Linked DNA regions of Homo sapiens: region 2 is linked to region 1. A link is a contact called in ENCODE Hi-C or POLR2A ChIA-PET data. All regions are on one chromosome and are shown on one strand. The core of a region is the stretch at or near the end of the contact, and the rest is flanking DNA. Distances in the headings are between cores, read along the strand shown.

Region 1 (7,586 bases), core at 3,208-5,707:
TCATTTATCAACCCCTCTGCTTTAATAATCACTCCAAACATGCAAATAAGGATTTTTCTATCTACCTAAAACACTAAAGTAATACTTCACATTTGCATACCATTTTTGTCTAGTCAGTGGAATGGTCTAAAATAGAAAAAAAGCATAGGATTTATAGTCTGAGGATCCACTGTTCCTTCCTTCTTAGCTTTGTAATCATTGCAAAATTGTGACCTCTGAGTTCTAGTTTCCTTCATCAGTAAAATGGAGATAATAATATCTCCCTTGTTTTTGGCAAAGATTAAATAAGATAATACAAAGTGCTTTGTAAACTGGAAAACACTATACAAATACTATTTTTCACAAACACAATCTCATTTGATCTTCTCCCAAACCTTGTAAGGTAGGCAGACATACTATGTGCTGAAGTCTATAAAGAGTATGACGAGAGGCCGGGCACAGTGGCTCATGCCTATAATCCCAACATTTTGGGAGGCCAAGGTGGGCAGATCACCTGAAGCCAGGAGTTCAAGACCAGCCTGGCCAACATGGCAAAACCCCGTCTCTACTAAAAACACAAAAATTAGCCAGGCATGGTGGCACACACCTGTAGTCCCAGCTACTTGGGAGGCTGAGGCGGGAGAATGGCTTGAACCTGGCAGGTGGAGGTTGCAGTGAGCCAAGATCACGCCATTGCACTCCAGCCTGGGCGACAGAGCAAGACTCCGTCTCCAATAAAAAAAAAAGAGTACCACAAGGAATAAAGAGTATGCAACCTCAGCTACCAAGAAGATTACAGTCTAGTTGAGATTTAAAACTAAATTTAGACTCTTTTTCAGAGAATAAGATGACTGCATATATGCCAACTTTAGATGTGGATAACCCAGCAATTGCACTTCTAGGGAAGTTATTTTGGCATACATTGTTTGAAATGAAGAAAAACTGAAAGGAGCCTGTAAGTCCAATAAAGACTTAATTTATAATACAGAGTTGAATTATGTTGCTTTTCTTACTGTGAAATATAATGCAGCCATTAAAAAGACCATTTGGGGCCTGGCGCAGTGGCTCACGCCTGTAATACCAGCGCCTTGGGAGGCTGAAGCAGGCAGATTACTTGAGGTCAGGAGTTCGAGACCAGCCTGGACAACATGGTGAAATCCCATGCCCAGGCTGCTCTTGAACTCCTAGGCTCAAGTGATCCTCCCACGTTGGCCTCCCAAAGTCTAGGCACCAAGCCAAAAATTAACTAATTTAAGAAATCAAACAGTTAGTAAAGGAGTTGAGGTCTGGCTGGGATGCTACTAGATGAACTCTACATACATTTTGATTAAAACTATACAGTAGGGGGCCAGGTGTGGTGGCTCATGCCTGTAATGCCAGCACTTTGGGAAGCTGAGGCAGGTGGATCCCTTGAGCCCAGGAGTTCAAGACTAGCCTGAGCAACATAGGGAGACTACATCTCTACCAAAATTTAAAAATTAGCCAGGCATGGTGGCAGGTGCCTGTAGTCCTAGCTACTTAGAAGACTGAGGTAGGAGGACAGCTTGAGCCTGGGAGGTGGAGGCTATGGTAAGCTAGGATCGCACCACGGCACTCCAGCCCAGGTGACTGAGGGAGTGAGATCCCACCACTCTAAAAAAATTAAAAAAAAAATAAATTTAAAAATAAAAAATTAAATAAAATAACTATATAGTAGTTAGCCAGGTTAAAAACCAGAAAGAATTCCAAACAGCAAAAAACAACATGAGCAGGAAGGTGAGAGTTAAGAGACCAGAATCACTGTTTCTATTTTTTTTTTTTTTTTGGAGACGGATGCCCAGGCTGGAGTGCAGTGATGTGATCTCAGCTCACTGCAACCTCCACCTCCTGGGTTCAAATGATTTCCTGCCTCAGCCTCCCGAGTAGCTGGGACTACAGGCGCACATCACAATGCCCGGCTAATTTTTTTTTGTATTTTTAGTAGAGATGGGGTTTCACTGTGTTGGCCAGGCTGGTCTCGAACTCCTGACCTCAAGTGATCCACCCACCTCAGCCTCCCAAAGTGCCGGGGTTACAGGTGTGATCCCACCCGGCCTTTTATTTACCAAAATTTTAGTATTATAACTTTAATAATGGAGGGAAATGCATTTATAGTAATAGCAGACGTGGCTAGCCCTGGGAGCCACAAGTTATAAAGACATCCCTTTTATTTAACTGGGTAGGTCTCTTGACCATGGTGTCCTCAGTTCTCCCCTCTTCCCATGCCCCTCACCCACAAATACAAGTGATAAATTTTTTAAAAAAGCCTTTATAAACTATACTAAGGAATATAAATGCAACTCTAGACACTAATTTTATTAGGTTTATCTTTTAAGATCCCATAATATAGAGGCCCAGGGACCCAGATCTGTTTCTGCCATCACTGTTACTCAACAGACAATGCTTATCCATCAAGGCACAGCTTCACACTTTCTGTAAGAAATCCTCGGGCCGGGCGCGGTGGCTCATGCCTGTAATCCCAGCACTTTGGGAGGCCGAGGCGGACAGATCACGAGGTCTGGAGATCGAGACCATCCCGGCTAACACGGTGAAACCCCGTCTCTACTAAAAATACAAAAAATTAGCCGGGCGTGGTGGCGGGAGCCTATAGTCCCAGCTACTCCGGAGGCTGAGGCAGGAGAATGGCGTGAACCCGGGAGGCGGAGCCTGCAGTGAGCCGTGATCGTGCCACTGCACTCTGGCCTGAGCGACGGAGCGAGACTCCGTCTCAAAAAAAAAAAAAAAATCCTCTCCATGAGTGCACTCATCCACCTCTATCGCATTTCATTCATTTTACAAAAAACTACTCAGGCATTCTAGGAGGCTTTGGGGATGTACCAGTAAACAAAAACAGGACTAAGTACTGAGCTGGTGGAGGTTACCGTCTAATGGGAGAGAAGGCCATCACTCACGTAACCATGAATATAAATGGAAAAACCACAACTGATATAGGGGAAGGTATATGCCATATGTGAACACACTAAAATGAAAATTCTAGTAATATTGAGCATTTACTACATGCTAGTAACAGTTTCTACTATTGTTCCCATTTTACAGAGAGAAAACTGAGACCCAAATGAATTAAGGAACTTAATTATCTGAGCTAAACCTGTGTCTGCAAAATGAAATAACACATGACGGCCGGGCGCAGTGGCTCACTCCTGTAATCCCAATACTCTGGGAGACCAGACGGGAGGATTGCTTGAGTCCAGGAGTTCCCGGCCAGCCTGGGTAACATGGCAAAATCCCGTCTCTACAAAAAATGCAAAAAAATTAGCTGGGCGTAGTGACCCGCGCCTGTACTCCCAGCTACTTGGGAGGCTGAGGTGGGAGGATCACCTGAGCCTGAGAGGTCGAGGCTGCAGTGAGCCGCGATCACACTACTGCACTCCAGCCTGGGCGACAAAGCGAGACCCTGTCTCAAAAAAATAATAATAATTTAAAACAAATTTTAAGTAAAGTGCTTAGCACACAGTTAAGTATTCAATCAGTGCTCGTCCTTGGCTTTATGCCTTTTTTTTTTTTGAAACGGAGTCTTGCACTGTCGCCCAAGCTGGAGTGCAGTGGCGCGATCTCGGCTCACTGCAACCTCCGCTTCCCAGGTTCTAGCGATTCTCCTGCCTCAGCCTCCCGAGTAGCTGAAATTACAGGTGCCCGCCACCACGTCCAGCTAATTTTTTGTGTTTTTAGTAGAGACGGGGTTTCACTACGTTGGTCAGGCTGGTCTCGAACTCCTGACCTCGTGATCCACCCGCCTTACCCTCCCAAAGTGCGGAGATTATAGGCGTGAGCCACTGCGCCCGGCCCGGTTTTATGGCATTTTTACTGTTTATTACGGTCCTCTAGGATAGGGAGCCTGTATGACTTATCCCTGTGTCTCCAACGCTCTATTGTATAGCCCCATTTTAAAGAAGATACAGGATCTGAGACTCTAACTCTCAGCTAATAAATACTGGAGCCAGACATGAACTTGCAAAAAAAAAAAATGCATGTAAAGCGCCTGGCCCACCGTAAACGCTCAGTACGTGTTAGCTACCGGTAGTAGCTATCTTTATTTCTTCACGTTCCTCCAGGCAGGGAGAGTATCTGATGGACACGAGTGTCCCCAAGCCCAGGGTTCCGCACAGAGCAGATGCTCAGTAAAAGTTTGCTGCACGAGCAGGAGCCAGCGGGCGCCTCTCACCTGCAGCAGGGGCAGGAGCAGCTGGTTGAGCCTCCGCCGCTCCATGAGGCTGACGGCGCCCTCGCCTGTGCGGCTCATCTCGTTCAGCAGCACCAGCACCGCGATCTTGTACGGCGTCACCCAGTCCTTGATGCCGAACACATTGGCGTGCACAACCCCATTGGTCATCATGGGATTGAAGTAGAGGCTCTCGTGGACGCTGGCCATGGCGGCCCGAGACTAAGTCTCGGGCCCGCGGCGCGCTGCCGCCAGTTGTCACCACAAGGCACAACACTACCGGGTCTACATCTCCGCCCGCCCTCACAATATCCCAGGAAACAGACATCCGCGTGCTCGCGGCATTTGTTAACCAATCAGAGCAGTCTGTCAGAGCACATGGGAGAGCGACAGCCAGTCAGAATGTACAAGAGTGCGGGGAGGGGTGCACCAAAAGACTGACTCCCTACAGAAACTTTTGCCGAGTGGGAGCAGGTTCCCAGGCTACGTGGACAGGGACCGGATGGGAGGGGAAGTCGATGCTTGGGGTCGGGGCTGAAGGGACTGAGGAGCTCCCAAAGTGGTTTTTTTGTTGTTGGTTGTTGTTGTTGGTGGTGGTGGTGGTGGTTGTCGTTGTTGTTGTTTGAGACGATATCTCGCTATGTTACCAAGACTGGAGGGCAGTGGTTATTCGTAGACGCCCTCAAAGAGCACTGCACCCTCCCAAATCCTGGGCTCGAGCGATCCTCCCGCCTTCCCGAGAAGCTGGGACTACAGGCAGCGCGCCTGGCTTGTTCATGTAATTTGAAAATAGTTCAAATAGAATGTTTAAATGATTGTGTTTAAAAGTACCGAAATTAAATTTGCACCCTTAAAGTATGTATTTATTATGTTACTTTTAAACTCAAATGTTTAGGAGTTTAACTCTGTCTTTTTAAAGATAGGAACATGAGATTTTTCTTCAGCGTTTCACAAATGCCATTTGCAGACAGCCAGATCAGGTTGCCAGTGGTCGTGTATCCTTACGTGAAATAGAACATTAGCAACATCACCTCCATGTGCTGAGTCAGTTTCCTACCTAATAAACTACAAAATCTATACTCTGCATTTCAAAGCCCTCCAAAAGCAATCCCCAGCCAACATTTTGAACCTGATTTTTCACAATTCCCCTTCCGTTCATCTGTACCTCTCCCAAGACACTTAGTTCTCTATACCCTGAATTATTATTAATGATCTGGTATCCCTATTAGTCTTTATGTCCCTTGAAAGAAAAACCACATACCATTCAACTTTGGCTATCCACATGCACACACTGTGCCTTGTGCCTTTTGTTTTGTTTTGTTTTGTTTTGAGACGGAGTCTCCTCTGTCGCCCAGGCTGGAGTGCAGTGGCGCGATCTCTGCTCACTGCAAGCTCTACCTCCCTGGTTCACGCCATTCTCCTGCTTCAGCCTACCGAGTAGCTGGGACTACAGGCATCGGCCACCACGCCCGGCTAATTTTTTGTATTTTTAGTAGAGACGGGGTGTCACCGTGTTAGCCAGGATGGTCTCAATCTCCTGACCTCGTGATCCTCCCGCCTCGGCCTCCCAAAGTGCTGGGATTACAGGCGTGAGCCACCGCGCCCGGCCTGCCTTGTGCCCATTTTTATGTTTGTTTAAATTATACTTTCTCTCTCTCTCATTCTGCTACCGAGGCTGGACTGCAGTGGCACGCTCACGGCTCACTGCAACCTCAGCCTCCAGTTAAAGTAGGTAATTAGACATGAGCAGGGCAGGAGACCCCCTCGCCCTCAGGAATGCCAGGCTCAAGCAATCCTCCCACCTCAGCCTCACGAGTAGTTGAGACTACAGGCTTGTGCCACCATGCATGGCTAATTTTTTTTTTTTTTTTTTCCCGATACGGAGTCTTGCTCTGTCGCCCAGTCTGGAGTACAGTCGCTCGATTTCGGCTCACTACAATCTCTACCTCCCGGGTTCAAGCAATTCTCCTGCCTCAGCCTCCCGAGTAGCTGGAACTACAGGCACGCACCACCACGCCCGGCTAATTTTTGTATTGTTTGTAGAGATGGGGTTTCACCATGTTGGCCCGGCTGGTCTTGAACTGGTTGAACTCCTGACCTCAGGTGACCCGCCCATCTCCGCCTCCAAAAGTGCTGGGATTACAGGCCTGAGCCACTGTGCCTGGATGCATGGCTAATTTTTTTATTTTTTGTAGACACGAGGTCTTGCGATGTTGTCCAGGCTGGTCTCGAACTCCTGGACTCAAGTGATCCTCCTGCCTCAGCCTCCCAAATTGCTACGATTAAAGGCATGGGCCACTGCATGCAGCCTCATGCCTGGTTTTTGTTTTCTCAATCGCTATTTGTTTAATGAATAATGAATGAATATGCATTATTAGTTCACAAAAACAAAAAAGAAGGCAGATATGTATAAGCTAAATGATGCTATCAAAAAAGAAGACATTGATATCTTGTAATACAAGCTTTCCTATCTTGAGAACTCTGTATGTTTTAGTTACCATACATAATTATTATATAACTATCTTTTATTTGTGAAAGGAGAAGCTGGCTTTTGCCAGGAATTTAATACTCACTTAACCTCTTTCTTTGCCTCGGTTTATTTTTATGCCTCACTCTATTAATGAAAAAGCATACTTACAATCTCCCAGCTCTTTAGGATATTTTTGCATATGTGTATACCATAAATAAGGTTTGACAAAGGGTCTGTGTGGAATAAACTAGTATTCAACCTTAAAATCCTGAGTAGGAACACTTAATGAATGGAAAGAGGAAAGTAATTTTACAAAATCCTAAATAACAATTTTACTGTAAATTGGTAAGACTTTCAAGCCATTGATTCATTTATTCAGTAACACTGTGCTAAGCTCCTGCTATATTTAAGGCACTGTTCTAGGTGCTGGGGACCAAAAGGGATGAATTTCTAAGCCAGAAGTTGCAAACTGAAGTTGCAATCTAAACTAAATGCGGCTCATTAGATATATTTTATTTGCTTTGCATGGTGTTTGCCAACACTTAAAAATTAGGATATTTCTGCCAACAAAGAACTACATTTCCAGCTTCACTTGAAAAATTTGAAAATTTGGTAACATGATTTATTCCTAGATGGTAACAACTGACTGGATATGCACAGCATAAGCTGCCTTTGGCCAGGTGCAATGGCTCATGCCTGTAATCCCAACATTTTGGGAGGCCAAGGCAGGCAGATCACTTGAGGTCAGGAGCTCGAGACCAGCCTGGGCAACATGGTGAAACCCTGTCTCTATTAAAAATATAAAAATTAGCCAGGCATGGTGGGGGGTGCCTGTAATCCCAGCTACTCGGGGGGCTGAGGCAGGAGGATCGGTTGAACCCAGGAGGCAGAGGTTGTAGTGAGCCGAGGTCATGCCACTGCACTCCAGCCTGGGCAACA
Region 2 (7,586 bases), core at 3,012-5,511, 540 kb after region 1:
ACTCCTGGACTCAAGGGATCCTCCTGCCTTGATCTCCCAGAGATATAGGACTACAGACATGAGCCACTGCACCTGTATCTCTCTCTCTCTCTCTTTTGACAATGTTAGAAATGTTAGTTTATTTTTCTACCTTTTCTCTTTTTTTCTTCTTTCTGTTTAAAGTTTGTTTTAAAATTTTATCTTGAAGTGGTTTTAAACTCACAGAAAAGTTCCAAAAATATTATAAAGAACATTTATATGTTTCACCAATTATTTACATTTTGTAAATGTAAATAATTTACATTTACAAATAATTTACAGAGTCACCAATTATTAACATTTTGCCGTATTTACTTTATCTCTCTCTTGTCTACAAATATATATCTCTTTCTTTTTCTTGAGACGGAGTCTCACTATATGGTCCAGGCTGGAGTGCAGTGGCACGATCTCGGCTCACTACAACCTCCACCTCCCAGGTTCAAGCGATTCTCTCCTGCCTCAGTCTCCCGAGTAGCTGGGATTACAGGTGCCTGCCACCACGCCCAGCTGATTTTTGTATTTTTAGTAGAGACGGGGTTTCACCATGTTGGTCAGGCTAATCTCAAACTCCTGACCTCAAGTGATCCACCCCCCTCAGCCTCCCAAAGTGCTGAGATTACAGGCGTGAGCCACCATGCCCGGCCTTACATATATATCTGTATTTTTTTTTTTTTTAGATGAAGTCTTGCTCTGTCGCCAGGCTGTAGTGCAGTAGCACCATCTCGGCTCATTGTAACCTCTGCCTCCCGGATTCAAGTGATCCTCCTGACTCAATCTCCCGAGTAGCTGTGACTACAGGCATGAGTCACCACGTCCAGCTAATTTTTGTATTTTTGGTGGAGACAGAGTTTCACCATGTTGGCCAGGATGGTCTCCATCTCTTGACCTTGTGATCCGCCCACCTCGGTGTCCCAAAGTGCTGGGATTACAGGTGTGAGCCACCACGCCCGGCCTATATCTGTATTCTTTTCTGAACCATTTGAAAGTAAATTGCCTCTCTTAACCCTAAATACTACAGGGTACTTTTTCTAAGGGCACTGTCTTACAAAACCACAGTGAAAGTATCAAAATCAGGAAATTTTCAGATATCAAGGGTGGGAGGATATTACAATTTTTTTAAAAATCAGGAAATTTGGCCAGGTGCGGTGGCTCACGCCTGTAATCCCAGCACATTGGGAGGCTAAGGCGGGTGGATTGCCTGAGGTCAGGAGTTCTAGACCAGTCTGGCCAACATGGTGAAACCTTGTCTCTACTAAAAATACAAAAAAATTAGCCGAGCATGGTGGCATACGCCTGTAATCCCAGCTACTCGGGAGGCAGGGGAATTGCTTGAACCAGGGAGGTGGACGTTGCAGTGAGCCGAGATCTCGCCACTGCACTCCAGCCTGGGCAACAGAGCCACCACGCCCGGATAATTTTTGTATTTTTAGTAGGGACAAGGTTTCAGCATGTTGGCCAGGCTGGTCTTGAACTCCTGACCTCAGGTGATCCAGCCGCCTCGGTCTCCCAAAATGCTGAGATAACAGGCGTAAGCCACCGCACCTGGCCACATATTGCATTTAGTTTTTTTTTTTTTTTTTGAGATGGGGTCTCACTCTCTCGCCCGGGCTGGAGTGCAGTGGCACGATCTCTGCTCACTGCAAGCTCTGTCTCCCAGGTTCATGCCATTCTCCTGCCTCAGCCTCCTGAGTAGCTGGGACTACAGGCACGTGCCACCATGCCCGGCTAAATTTTTGTATTTTTAGTAGAGATGGAGTTTCACCGTGTTAGCCAGGATGGTCTCGATCTCCTAACCTCATGATCCACCTGGCTTGGCCTCCCAAAGTGCTGGGATTACAGGCGTGAGCCACCGCGCCTGGCCTAGTTTTTTTTTTTTTTTTTTTTTTGAGACGGAGTCTTGCTCTGCCGCTCAGGCAGTGAGCCACCTGCCCTGGCCTCCCAAAATGCTAGGATTATAGCCATAAGCAGCTTACAAAACAGTTTTCTTGAACATGCTTATACTCTTCACGTGGATTTGCTAATTGTTACATTTTGCCTCTTTCTCCCCTTGTATCACTTTCTTCGGACCACTTGCAAGTTAGTAGCAGAAATCATGACACTACACATCTAAATAATTGAGCATTTATCTCGTTCCAATAAAGATAAAAGTGATTCTCTCATATAATTGCAACACCATTATCTGACTGAGGAAATTTAACACTGATATACTATAATTTAATATAAAGTTCATATTTAGATTTCACCAGTTGGCCCAATAAGTCTTGTAAAGCTGCTGTTTCTCATTAAATAATTCAAGTAAGGATCATGTATTGCATTTAGTCATTATTTCTCTCTTCCTCCCTTTTTAACTTTATTATTTATTTATTTATTTGAGACAGAGTCTCACTCGGTCACTCAGGCTGGAGTGCAGTGACATGATCTCAGCTCATTGCAACCTCTGCCTCCCCGGTTCAAGCGATTCTCCTGCGTCAGCCTCCCAGGTAGCTGGGATTACAAGTGTGTGGCACTGTGCCTTGGTAACTTTTGTATTTTTAGTAGAGACGGTGTTTCACCATGTTGGCCAGGCTGGTCTTGAACTCCTGACCTCAAGTGATCCACCCACCTCAGCCTCCCAAAGTGCTGGGATTACAGGTGTGAATCACCACACCTGGTCCTCTGCTAATTAATTATTATTTTTTTTTTTTTGTAGAGATGGAGGTCTTGCTATGTTGCCCAGGCTAGTCTCAAACTCCTGGACCTAAGGGATCCTCCTGCCTTGATCTCCCAGCATAATGGGACTACAGGTATGAGCCACTGCACCTGTATTTCTCTCTCTCTCTCTCTCGATAATGTTAGAAATGTTAGTTTATTTTTGAGGGGTGCGGTAGCTCACTCCTGTAATCCCAGCACTTTGAAAGGCCGAGCTGGGCTGGATCACTTGAGGCCAGGGGTTCGAGACCTCAGCCTCCTGAGTACCTGGGATTACAGGTGTGTGCCACCACACCCGGCTAATATTTTATATTTTTGGTAGAGACAGGGTTTCACCATGTTGGCGAGGCTAGTCTCAAACTCCTGACCTCAAATGATCTGCTTGCCACAGCCTCCCAAAGTGCTGGGATTATAGGCATGAGCCACCACACCTGGCCCATTGCATTTAGTTGATGCACATCTTTAGTGTTCTTAAATCTAGGCAATTGCATATCCGCCTCCTTTCTCTGTCCCCCACCCCTTATTCCCCATGTGTATTTCACAACATTGACTTTTTTTGAAGTTTTCAGGCCAGTTGTTTTGAAGTATGTCCCTTCTTTTGGATATGTCTGTTTTCCAATGATTAGATTCAGGGCAAACATGTTTGAATACTACACAGATGACCGCTGAGCCCTTTTCAAGACAAAATATTAGAGGCACATGGTCAGATATCAAAGTTGATTGTTTAGGTAAGCTGGGTTGGAATTTTGGCCTCACATTTTGCTAGTTGGGTAAATTGGTTATTGAGACGGTTTTCTCAGCTGTCAAATTGGGATGTAATAATCTAGCTTCATGAGGTTGTTGAATTAATATATGTAAGGCATTTAGAACAGCGTCTGGCACATTATAAGTATCAATAAATAAACACTGTTACCGTTATTATTATCACTACGATTTTTAGAGGCCTTAACAGGAACATCCAGCACCTTCAACAGTATATGGCTCATAGGAATCATTCCATGAATATTTGTTAGCAGAAGGACAGCTCTATGAGATAGATTGCTATCAATTACTGCCCCATTTTACAGATGAGGAAACTGAGGCCCAGAGAAGCCAAGTAGTGACCTAGGGTCACACAGATTGCCGTTAAGTGGCAAGATACGGGGTGTGTACTCAGGCATATCGGATCTGTAAAGTGAGGGATAAGGAACCTTAATGTATTTTGTAAATCCTCCAGGGCTGTGTGGATGTGAAGAACTGAATTGGAGCGCCACGCAGCGGTTCTCTGGCGTACAGTATCCATCCATACAGTAGGCGCTCAATAAATGTCTGCTGCACGAATGAGAAAATGAGTCAGCTGGGGCGAGATCATCCCCTAGCGTTGGTGTGCAATTGCGTGGGGATCCATTGCTTCCGACGCTACTCCTGCCGGGTCACCACAGGCGCACGTGTTCCGGCAGGGCGCGGCTTCCGGTGACCCAGCTCCGCCCTAAGCCCCATCCCAAGCCCCGCCCCTTGACTGTTCTCGCGTTCGCGGACGGCTGTGGTGTTTTGGCGCATGGGCGGAGCCGTAGTTACGGTCGACTGGGGCGTCGTCCCTAGCCCGGGAGCCGGGTCTCTGGAGTCGCGGCCCGGGGTTCACGATGTCCGACGAGGAAGCGAGGCAGAGCGGAGGCTCCTCGCAGGCCGGCGTCGTGACTGTCAGCGACGTCCAGGAGCTGATGCGGCGCAAGGAGGAGATAGAAGCGCAGATCAAGGCCAACTATGACGTGCTGGAAAGCGTGAGTGTGGGTTCGGGGCGCCCCAAGTCGCCTAACCCGGCCCGGAGTCCCTGGGGTACTGGGATGCCAGGGCGGCCTCAGTTTGGGCGCTCCGCAACGGATCTCCCTGGGAGGCCCAAGGCGCCGCAAGTGCGGCCTCTGTCGGCACAAGAAGGCAGGCAAAGAACTTTAGCAACTGAAGAGTTAGCCATATTGATATCCAGCAAGAGTTTGTGGAGCCCTGCTGTGTGCTAGGCGCTGGTTTAAGTGCTGTGCATTGTTGAGTTAATTTAATCTTTGCAACAACCCTTTGAGGTGGATGCTGTTACTCTTTCCATTTTAGGGAGGGGGAAACAGGTGTTACTTGGTGATTAAACAGCTGTCATGTGCCTCGCTGACTGCCTTATCTTAATTTTGTACTTTTTGTAAAGACAGAGTCTCACTGTGTTGCCCAGGTTGGTATCGAACTCATGGCCTCAAGCGATCCTTCCACCTCGGCCTTTCAAAGTGCTGGGATTACAGGCGTGAGCTACTGCACCCGGCATTTGCTGATTGTATCGTGAATTCTTAAACTTCAGTGTGTATATGAATTACCTGGGGATCTTATTAAAATGCAGATTTTGTTTGAGGCAAGGGAGCAGATTCTGCATTTGTAGCAAACTCCCAGCAATGCTGATGCTAGTGGTCTAAGGACCGAACTTTGAGTTACAAATAAGGCTCATCATCCTTATTGCATAAGGAGGAAACTGAGGCCCAGAGTGGGGCAAACGCCTATCTAAGGTCATGTAGTTCGGAAGTGGCAGTGGTGGGTCTGGCTCAAAAGCTGATGCAGGTTTTCTTATGCCATCTAGTGTAAAATCACAGATCAGTTTGCAGAGGAAGATGCAATTAATTATGCCCAAGTAGGGTGGGATGGAATGCATTTTAGGTGATGTAAGATGAAGTTTCTTTTTTTTTTGTCTGAGACGGAGTCTTGCTTTGTCACCCAGGCTGGAGTGCAGTGGCTCAATCTCGGCTCACTGCAGCCTCTGCCTCCTGGGTTCAAGTGATTCTCCTGCCTCAGCCTCCCGAGTAGTAGGGATTACAGGCGAGCGCCAGTACGCCAGGCTAATTTTTTATTTTAAGTAAAAGCAGGGTTTCACCATGTTGGTCAGGCCGGTGTTGGATTCCTGACCTCAGGTGATCCGCCCACCTTGGCCTCCCCAAGTGCTGGGATTACAGGCGTGAGCCACCGCGTCCGGCCATAAGATGAAGTTTCATACGGAGGGCCAGAGAACCATTTTACTGGGTGCTGACTATATGCTCAAAGTGGGATTCAGACTTCAGGTCTGTTACATTCAGAACCTGTGCTTTCAAGCAAATTACCAGCAATTTCTCAAACTTTAGTTTACTTTCTACCACATGCAGTATACTATATGCATATACCACTTGTGTTATTCCTTTGATATTTTTATTTAAATAGATCTACTTTTAATCTTATATAAATGTATTATTATTGTTATTATTATTATTGAGACAGGGTCTCGCTCTGTTGCCCAGGCTGGAGTTCAGTGGCACCATCTTGGTTCACTGCAGCCTCAATCTCCTGGTGTCAAGCAATCCTCCCACCTCAGCCTCCCAAGTAGCTGAGACTGCAGGTACGTGCCACCACGCCCAGCTAATTTTTGTATTTTTTGTAGCTATGGGGTCTCACTATGTTGCTTGCTCAGACTGGTCTGAAACTCCTGGGCTCAAGCAGTCCTCCTGCCTCTGCCTCCCAAAGTGTTGGGGTTACAGGCATGAGCCACAGTGCCTTGCCCATAAATGTATTTTAAAAGGAAATTTCAAAACTCCGCTGCATATGGAAAATGATAATCTCTTCTCTTAAATATAAGGTCAGATGCTTTGCATGTTGATACGGCATGTTGGTTGCTTCTGGCTAGCTGCTGTTGCTTGCTGAAAGCTTTCAGCCTGAAACCGTGCTCTATATTTGTTTTTAAAAAGTGGGTTTGGGCCGGGCCTGGTGGCTCACGCCTGTAATCCCAGCACTTTGGGAGGCCAAGGTGGGTGGATCACCTGAGGCCAGGATGGTCTCGATCTCCTGACCTCGTGATCCGCCCGCCTCGGCCTCCCAAAGTGCTGGGATTACAGGCTTGAGCCACCGCGCCAGGCCTACAAAAAATTTTTTTAAAAATTAGTTGGGCGTGGTGGTGCATGCCTGTAGTCCTAGCTACTTGGGAGGCTGAGGCAGGAGGATTGCTTGAACCCTGAATGTTGAGGCTGCAGGGAGCTATAATTGCACCACTGCACTCTCTTGTGGGTGACAGAGTGAGATGCTGTCTCTTTAAAAAAAAAAAAAAAAAAAAGGCCGGGTGCGGTGGCTCATGCCTCTAATCCCAGCACTTTGGGAGGCCGAGGCGGGCGGATCACGAGGTCAGGAGATCGAGACCATCCTGGCTAACACAGTGAAACCCCGTCTCTACTAAAAATACAAAAAATTAGCTGGACGTGGTGGCCAGCGCCTGTAGTCCCAGCTACTCTGGAGGCTGAGGCAGGAGAATGGCCTGAACCCGGGATGTGGAGCTTGCAGTGAGCCAAGATTGCGCCACTGCACTTCAGCCTGGGTGACAGAGCGAGACTCCGTCTCAAGAAAAAAGAAAAAAAAAAAAAAGACTGGGCATGGTGGCTCACGTCTGTAATCCCAGCACTTTGGAAGGCCGAGGTGTGTGGATCGCTTGAGGTCAGGAGTCCGAGACCAGCCTGGCCAACATGGTGAAACCCCGTCTCAACGAAAAATACAAAAATTAGCCAGGTGTGGTGGTACACATCTATAATCCCAGCTACCCGGGAGGCTGATGCAAGAGAATCACTTGAACCTGGGAGGCGGAGGTTGCAGTGAACCAAGACTGCACCACGACACTCCAGCCTGGGTGACAGAGATTCCATCTCAAAAAAAAAAAAAAAAAAAAAAAGAAGTGGACAGCTAAAACTATAAATCTCGTATAATAAAGCATAGGAGTAAATCTTCATGACCTTGGATTAGGCAAAGCCTTTTTAGATATGGCACCAAAAACACAAGCTACAAAAGAAAAAATGATAAGTTGGACTTCAACTTTAAAACTGTGTTTCAAAGGGCATAGTAAAATGAAAAGATAAGCTCCA

The links. Hi-C counts contacts between places; a loop is a spot of excess contacts on that map. ChIA-PET counts read pairs that join two places held with the same protein, here RNA polymerase II (POLR2A). Pooled maps may share reads with other maps.
Region 2: a map of B cell shows a loop between it and region 1 (30-fold over the local background). The contact joins the promoter of PSMD9 here to the promoter of ANAPC5 in region 1. A Hi-C loop is called at or near these places in 3 of 168 maps with a recorded cell type or tissue (B cell, CD4-positive, alpha-beta T cell and naive thymus-derived CD4-positive, alpha-beta T cell), 2 of 37 single-sample maps with no recorded cell type and 9 of 50 pooled maps. POLR2A ChIA-PET finds 5 or more read pairs at or near these places in 1 of 52 experiments (A549).

The regions. Positions count from the first base shown.
Region 1 is chr12:121,347,954-121,355,539 of GRCh38, forward strand. It overlaps ANAPC5 (anaphase promoting complex subunit 5), which reads right to left and starts at 4,458. Exons shown (of 17, transcript NM_016237.5): 1 at 4,181-4,458. The coding sequence starts at 4,387. RefSeq lists enhancers at 3,533-4,208, 4,201-4,460, 4,885-5,560, 5,561-6,234.
Region 2 is chr12:121,884,529-121,892,114 of GRCh38, forward strand. PSMD9 (proteasome 26S subunit, non-ATPase 9) reads left to right here and starts at 4,262. Exons shown (of 6, transcript NM_002813.7): 1 at 4,262-4,466. The coding sequence starts at 4,329. It also overlaps a transcript of HPD not described here. RefSeq lists enhancers at 3,919-4,532, 4,166-4,565, 4,533-5,146.